2 separate regions of the Mus musculus genome follow, and region 1 is linked to region 2. A link is a contact called in ENCODE Hi-C or POLR2A ChIA-PET data. All regions are on one chromosome and are shown on one strand. Each heading gives the region's core, a stretch centred on a gene start or an enhancer-like site at or near the end of the contact. The rest is flanking DNA. Distances are from core to core; before and after follow the strand shown.

Evidence for each region. A loop is a pair of places that touch in the nucleus more often than their neighbours do. ChIA-PET counts read pairs that join two places held with the same protein, here RNA polymerase II (POLR2A).
Region 1: a loop to region 2 is called in a map of regulatory T cell, with 2.2 times the contacts of the local background. The contact joins the promoter of Myoz1 here to the enhancer-like site in region 2. A Hi-C loop is called at or near these places in 1 of 37 maps with a recorded cell type or tissue (regulatory T cell). POLR2A ChIA-PET finds 5 or more read pairs at or near these places in 5 of 5 experiments (Patski and embryonic stem cell).

Annotation. Positions count from the first base shown.
Region 1 is chr14:20,654,050-20,658,182 of GRCm38, forward strand. Myoz1 (myozenin 1) reads right to left here and starts at 2,491. Exons shown (of 6, transcript NM_021508.3): 1 at 2,383-2,491; 2 at 1,227-1,317. The coding sequence starts at 1,299.
Region 2 is chr14:20,609,035-20,613,231 of GRCm38, forward strand. The region is part of intron 1 of Usp54 (ubiquitin specific peptidase 54); the gene reads right to left. Among named protein-coding and RNA genes, the nearest start is that of Usp54, 7.2 kb to the right of the region's middle. Within about 2 kb of position 1,282, at least 1 of the 3 ENCODE cell types and tissues checked has a DNase peak (open chromatin) inside an H3K27ac peak, as active enhancers do.

The DNA of each region.
Region 1 (4,133 bases), core at 1,241-3,740, 46 kb after region 2:
TGCCTAGTGCCCATAGAGGTGAGAAGACGGTTCAGATGCCCTGGCACTGGAGTTACTGGTGGTTGCGAGCCACCTTGTATGTGCTGGGGACTGAACCTGGATCCTCTGCAAGAGCAGCAAGTGTTCTTAACCACTGAGTCATCTCACCATCTCTTCAGAGTGTGTGTGTGTGTGTGTGTGTGTGTGTGTGTGTGTGTGTGTGTAAGTGAGTGTGTATTTGAGACAAGGTCTTATTATGTAGCACTGACTGGCCTGGAATTCACTATTAGACTGATTTGGCCTTGAACTCACAAGATCTCCCTGCCCACTGTCCCCTTCCCTCTGCACCTTCCCCCTTCCCCCTGCCTCTGTCCCCTGTTCCCTACCCCTGCCCCTGCCCCTGCCCCTGCCCCCTGCCCCGGCTCCTTCTGCCACCTCCTAAGTGCTAGGATTAAAGGCATGCACTACCATTCGTAGCCCATAAGAAGTGGTTTTGTTTTGTTTTGATTTCCTGGCTTGGAGGTAGAGACAGTACAGGGGAACAAAGGGAATGACATATAGGGTTGGAATACTTCAGTGAAGAGGTGACCCAGCCAAGGGGCATGGGCGTGGAGTGAAGGAGAACAAGAATAAGAGAACACCACAGACAGTAGCCAAGGGAGAAATTACACCCTGGGCCGGGAAAGCTGATAGGCCAATCCCACGTGCAGCTTCACACCTCTAAACACAGATCCTGCTCTTCTTTCCTTTCTTTTTTTCTTCAGTGAACTCTCACTCCAAAGGTATCAGGGGAACTTCACACTTGGCAACTCGTGCGCATCCCCAGGGAGTGTGGCTGTGTAGTTTCCTATTTTAAATGCTTACACAAGTTCCCTAACACTTAGAAAGAAATAAGGAAGTTAACCATTTGGTGAGGCCTAGCCTGTGTTCTCACAGGACTTGACTGACTATGGGTCCTGCTAAAATGTCCAGTATCTTAGCAGGGTGTTGTCTCAGAGTAATCAATGGGAAGGATGGGAGGATGCAGAGTGGATGCTGAGTTCTTCCTGTGTCTTTCTCCTGCCCCTTCTCACCCCTCCCATCATCCCGTCTCCCACACCCTCTACAGCTGCAATTCCTCTTGTTTTTTTTTTTTTTTTTTTTTTTCACTCTGACTTATATCCTGTCTTACATCATTTCTGGGACTCTTGAGTCAGGCATGCTCTTAAAAGTCCTGCATTGGGGCTCTACAAGCACGCACACCCTACCTCCAGTGAGCTCCATAATCAGTTTGCTTGACTTCCTCCTCTTGTTAGGGGCCGGGGTTCCTGAGAGTGGCATGGTGGAGGTGGATCTGACCTGGAAGGAGAGATGGAGTGGGAGAATGAGCATCCGCACTACAGCCGTACACTTGGGATTAAGGACAAAATTTCTTCAGTTTTTTTTCCATGTGCATGTTTGCATGTGTGTGTGCACGCATGCATACGTCTTTACAGAAATTAGTATTCCCCAGAACGTAAACTGTCACAGTCTTCTGTTTTCTTTGGAAGCAGGACAGGAGGAAGAACTGTACCCTTTCCTTATCTCTTACCAAGGGCTGTGTCCACTTTCCATAGCTCCTGTGTGGGCATCGGAAATACAGCTAGGGCCGAAGGGGGTTTCAAAAGCAACACTGGCAGAGCAATGCACTCAGGCTTCCTGGGCCTGGCGTGACTTAAAGTCCTTATTTGTATCGGGATATCAGACTACAACTGTGGCTCCAGACTCTAGTCTCCTCCTTAGGCTTCCCTTGGGGTCCATGGGCGTAAAGCAATGTTCTGCTAATTAGTGTTGAGATTCAGACGAAACCTTCTCCATAGGAAGGAGAGGTTGTTGATCTTCCAGGAGGCCAGCTGGAACGTGGCCCGAGAGGTCATGGGTATGTTCCTTGTTCCTTCAGGCACTCCGATCCCAAGGTTCAGGGCTGGAGCAGAGAGCTAGCTAAGGGCATTTGAGCTGTGGCAGATGTCAGCTCAGCAATATAGTACGTGGAAGTAGAGAATTGTGGGGGGAACAGAAACACAGGAATAAGATCTGGCCGTGGATGGCGACAAGATAAGAAAATGTATGCACACCATCCTCTCCCTAACAGCCCTGCTATTTTCCGTGGTGTCCTGTCTCACAAACACAACCACACTCTACCAACTTAGTGGCATTCCAAAGCACCCTTTCCCATCTGTCAGGTACCTCCCCACATATCTTAATTCCTCCCAACTCCTTAGGTCCCTTTCTTTCCAACTCTGTAACTCCAACTGGACTGTTGGCAGCTGAGCAGAGATGAGAAGAGAGACCATTCCCTGAGGATGGAGAATCACAGTTGCAAACAAGGAGCTCAGAAGAGTGGGCTCCAGCCCCTTCTTCCGGTAGATAGAACCATAGACTTACCAGCTGCTCAGTTGGTGGTCGGCTCTCCCCGGGGTCCAGCAGCTTCGGAGGACTAAGCTGCAGTGACTAGAGAACCTGAGCCGGGGCGAGCGAGCGTAGGGGCAGCACCGGCAGTGGGGGAGGGAGGAGGTTATTAATAGAGTTGATGAACACAAGCAGCTCAAATGGCACAGGGGGTACTGAGACCCTGGAACCGAGAGCCTGCCCTCTTTGCCTGAGGTTCAGGAAGAGGGAAACAGGGCTACAAAATGTTCCCACCAGACTGTCTGAGCCAGGGATCAGTCAGCCGAAGGGGTGTGCCTCCTCCTTGCCTTCTTTCTCCAAAGAAGCATTTCAGGAGGCCGAGAGGGAGCAGATAGTGGTGGGTAAGAATTAAGAGTAGGTATAGGAAAAAACAAAACAGAAAACATGAATTGTGGGCTACTCAGGGCCATTCCAGGCCAGGGCTGGAGGGGACCCATGAGTGTATTTGTGGGTGGGAGGGATTAAAGCCCTAAGTTGAAGATAGGATGGAAATTTTCACAGTGGCATTGCTTCTAACTTCCTGAATAGGTTGGCTTTCTGTCTAAGAGGGTTAGATCTTGACAGGGTGAGGAACCAACTTAGTGAACCCTAGTGCAGATGATCTTACAAAGGCCCGTGGGTACTCTCAACCTGTGGGTCCTGACCCCCATGGGGGGTCAAACAACCCTTTCATAGGGGTCAATGTCAGATATCTCAAATATAGATATTTACATTATAATTCATAACAGTAGCAAAATTACAGTTATGAAGTAGCAACAAAAATAATTTTATGATGCCAAGCATGGTGGGTGGTGCACACCTTTAATCCTAGCACTTGAGAGGTAGAGACAGGTAGATCCCTGAGTTCCAGGCTAGCCTGGTCTACAAAGTGAGTTCCAAGACAGCCAAGGCTACACAGAGAAACCCTGTCTCAAAATAATAATAATAATAATAATAATAATAATAATAATAATAATAATAATTACTACTACTACTACTACTAATAATAATAATAATAGGGGCTGGAGAGATGGCTTAGTGGTTAAGAGCACTGAATGCTCTTCCAGAGGTCTTGAGTTCAATTCCCAGCAACCACATGATGGCTCACAACCATCTGCAATGGGGTCTGATGCCCTCTTCTGGTGTGTCCAAGGAGAGCAATGGTGTACTCATATACATACTATAAATAAATTTTTAAAATGATGATGATAGCAGTAATTTTATGGTTGCAGGTCAACACAACATGAGGTACTGTATTCAAAGGTCACAGCATTAGGAAGGGTGAGAGCTGAAGCAATACCCTGGATCCTCCCTCATCTCCCACTCATGTCCTGAAACCAGCTTGCTCCTGTACCTTTTACTCTTATACGGCTGCCTAAGGAATTGGCTTTTGGGGGTGGGTGGGCATGGGTGTAATTTAGTAAACATATGAAACTATAGGTTTCTTGAGCCCAGCATAGTGATGTATGCCTTTAATCTCAACACCCCTAAAGCACCGGCAGGTGGATCTCTTAAGTCCCAGAGCTATACAGGAAAACCTTGTCTCAAAAATCCTTATGACATTTTTACACATGTGCCATTGGATTGTTCACACTCACACTCACAACCCTTCCTTGCTCCCATTCTTCACAGGAAGCAGCTTCTGAGGCTTCCAGAATGAGCCCTGCCCTCTGTGAACTCCCTGATCTATCCCCATCTTCCTGGCCACACCCTTCTTCCACCCTATTCTTGCCTTATTTATACTGGGG
Region 2 (4,197 bases), core at 32-2,531:
GCTCACAGTATAGGTATGTGTAACCACACCTGGCCGAAGTGCTAGAATTCAAATATCTCAAGCCTCCCTTTAGTTAATATCATATATATGTATATGTGTGTGTGTGTGTGTGTATGTATACACACACACACACACACACACACACACACACACACAATTTAGAAAATCAAAAATAGGCCAGGTGTTATTGCAGGTGCCACTATCCCAGTATCCAAGAGGCAAAAGCAGAGAGGTATTGTAACTCTAAGGCAACCTAGGCTAAATAGCAAGGCTATCTAAAAAGTTTTTAAAATTAAAAAGAAAATACTCAATACATCCATCTTTAATCCCGCCACTTAGGAGCTGGGGCAGGCAGAGCTCTGTGAGATAAAGGCCAACCTGGTCCACATAGTATGGCCAGCTAGGGCTACATAGTGAGACCCTGCATAAACAAAAACAAACAAACAAAAAAACCCAATAACAACAAAAACTAAAATTGGAGGCATGGTGACCTCCCTAACTGGAGGTGAGGGACTGTGAGCTCCTGACAGCCTAGACTACATATCAAAACCCTGTTTCAATCAAACCAACAAAAAGCAAAAATTCTTTGAGGTTTTAATCATTGTCTAGAAAACATCTGACTCTGTCCTCGGTGTGTCCAGTGGAGAGCTGAGGTGCAGGAATATTAGCTGGTTGCATAACTCTTCTTCCCTTCTCTACATTCCTGGGCTATTTATAATCTTCATAACCTACACGTCACAAGTAAAGTATTTACTTAGACATTGTATGGTCATTTTATTTACTGTTTTTATTACTCTCTTTTTGTTTTATATAGTATCCGTCATGTATCATATGACTGTATAAAATAAAATGCTATCTAGTATCAAGCATATGATGACACTATACTGACATTCTTTATTTAATCTTCACAACAGCCTATCAGGTAGAAACTATTAGTTCAGCTTTACAGAAGAATAACCTGGGACTTAAAGACATCAACCTGCCTAACTGGTATGTGGCAGAGCTGGAACTAGGTAGCTATGATACTTGTCACCTAATTATGTATCTTATTATAGTATTCCCAAAGCCCCCATCCATCACAGTGATGGTCATAAACTATCAATACCTGTTGATGAATGTAGAACCAGGAGGAACCCACATCTCCAACAAAGACTGTAAGACCCCTACTTCTCTACATATCCCTCATGAACTGCATATTCAAGGCCACTGAGGAACTTCCAACAAGCCGTGCAGCATTCCTTCAGCTCAACTGCTGTAAAGGAATGACAAGTAGCAAGCCTCCACTTGGCTCACAGCAGAAAGGACTTGGCAGGTGGGTGGGGTTTTAGTATCCACATGAGGCACTCACTGAAGCCCTGCCTGCCCTATGACACATGCCCAAGCACAGACAGCAAAGACAAGACACACAGTGGCAGAAAGGAGTCACGGGCTCTGAACGCAGCATTATGTGGGGAAAGCAGTAAGTTCTCACACTAGCTAGGTATGTCAGAAACTAAAGTGACGGCCAGAAAACAGCAAAGACAAGAGAGGCAGTTGAAATGGTTCAGGCAAATACTGATTGCAAAAACACTCAACTCCACACGAAATGCTGGCTTCTAGGTCCAGCACTGACTCCCACAATCATTCTCTAGTGTCATCTACTGAAGATACATGAGAATAGAAATGGTATTCCGAGCTGCATGGCTCTAATAATCTGTTTTTAAAGATAAAAAAAAAAAAAATAGGTTAGGAGCTGGGCGGTGGCGGCTCACGCCTTTAGTTCCCAGCACTTGGGAGGCAGAGGCAGGAGGATTTCTGAGCTTGAGGCCAGCCTGTTCTACAAAGTGAGTTCCAGGACAGCCAAGGCTACACAGAGAAACCCTATCTTGAAAAAAACCCCAAAAACCAAAAAATAAAATAAAATGAATATACATACATATACACACACACATACACTTACACTTATTTTTAACCAAAACAAGCTGGGCAGTGATGGTGCACACCTTTAATCCCAGCACTCAGGAGGCAAAGGCAGGTGAATCTCTGTGAGTTCAAGGCCAGCCTGGTCTATGGAACAAGCTCCAGATCAACCAAGGCTACACAGAAAAACCCTGTCTCAAAAAAAAAAAAAAAAAAAAACCAAGATACACACGTGCATGCATGCATGCACACACACACACACAAAGAACAAACTATATAATAATAGAAGAAAAATTTGAACTTCATGATTATTCTAAAAAAAGTAGTTTAAATTAGCCCAAATAATTAAGTCTATTGTCTGTTGCAAGCAATAAATGTACACTTAGTCCAAGTGTGATGGCGCATGCCTTTAATGCCAGTGCTTGGGAGTCAGAGGCAGACAGATCTCTGAGTTCAAGGCAATCCTGATCTACAGAGCGTTCCAGGACAGCCACGGCTACACTGAGAAATACTGTCTCAAAAAAAAAAAAAAAGAAAGAAAGAAAGAAAGAAAGAAAGAGAGAAAAGAAAAGAGAAAAAGGAGTATACTTAAGAGGGTCTGCAAAGAAGATATATGGCTTAGAGGTTAAGAGCATATATTGCTCTTGCATAGGACCTGAATTGGATTCCCAGCACCCATATCAATCAGGTGGCTCACAACCACCTATAACTATAGCTCCAGGATAATCCAATGTCTTTGGCCTCTGCAGGCACCAATACTCACACCCACATACAAACACACATTTTACAAAATAATGTCCCCACACAAATATACACAACTTAAATAATAGATCCTTTTTAAAGATCTACAAAGTAAACTATACTAACCTATCAATGATTAAAGAAATACGTGTGTGTACATGTTCGTATGTGTTACATGTGCACACATGCATGTAGAGACCATGGGTTGACACTTCATGTCTTCTTTAATCACTCTCCACTTTGTTTTCTGAGACAAGATCTCTCAACTAAACCTGGCGATCACCAATTCACCTAGACTACCTGGCCATCCAGGCTCAGTGATCCTCCTGCTTCTGTCTCCTTGGCAATGGAGCTTCAGGTGTTTGTTGTTGTGCCCAAATTTTTACATGGCTATGATGGATCGAAACTCAGGTCTTCGTGTTCCCATGGCAAGCCCTAAATCCACTAAGCTATCTCCTCAGATCCTAGAACCTGACTCAAATCAAGTGCCAACGACTCTAAATTCCTGATCTTCCTTGGCTCTCCACCCTCAGTAGAGTTTGTGGCATTACATATATTTCTAAAATAGATTTGCTTTGTCTTGCAAGAGGCTGGTCTCATAGCTAAAGCTAGCCTTCAAATGCTGTCTTTTCATCTTGTGCCCTAGGAGAGCTGGGATTAGAAGTATACACCACCACACCCAACTCCACTACATTTATTTGTTACTGGTGTTTACTGTGAAATTATATATATATGTATATGTACAAATATAGAGGCCACCAGTGTGTAAGTTAGCTCTCTCCACCATATGGGGTCTAGGGATTGACCTTGGGTTGTCAGGCTTGGTGGTATATACATAAACCAACTAAGCAATCTCACTTGCCCCCAAAATAGATTTTTCTTTAACAAGGATCACTCCTACTTTCCTAAGTCTCAAGCAAGGTAATGATGTCTTAACGGAATCATTCCTACTCAGCATTATTCTGAAGAAAGTAGCCTGTGCAAATAAGGCAAGAAAAATTACATTGATTGAAAACAAATATTGTAGACTTGCACTTCATAATTAAGAACTTCCGCTCTTTCAAAGAGAAGAAAATGGACAAGAGGATTAAGACAAGCCAAGGATTAGAAGAAATAGTTGCAAATGACATAGAGGAAAATAACAGTTAGCATGTACATACCACATGTTATATAGTATACACAGATGATCTATAGTCTATGTGTATACATGTATATAAAGAGAGAGGATGGAAAAAAGGAGACACATGACTAGTCCTATCTTGTCTCCTTTCCAGTCTCCTAATGTACTTCAACCTCCTTTATGCTCTCAGGAACTTGGATCACAACATCCACACTCTTACCCCGCAGGGCACAGAGGATCTTGTGCTCACATGTAAGCACTAAGGGAACCAGAAATGCTAAACACACAGGTTGTTCCTTCAAAGGAAGGGATGAGTGACCTGTTACCTGCTCCAAAGGCTGGGCTGAGGTGGTTAATGGCCTGGTCCCTTTTGTGCAGTGTGGATAAGACCTCACCAGATGCCCCCCCCCCCTTATCTATCATGAGCTTCTCAATCT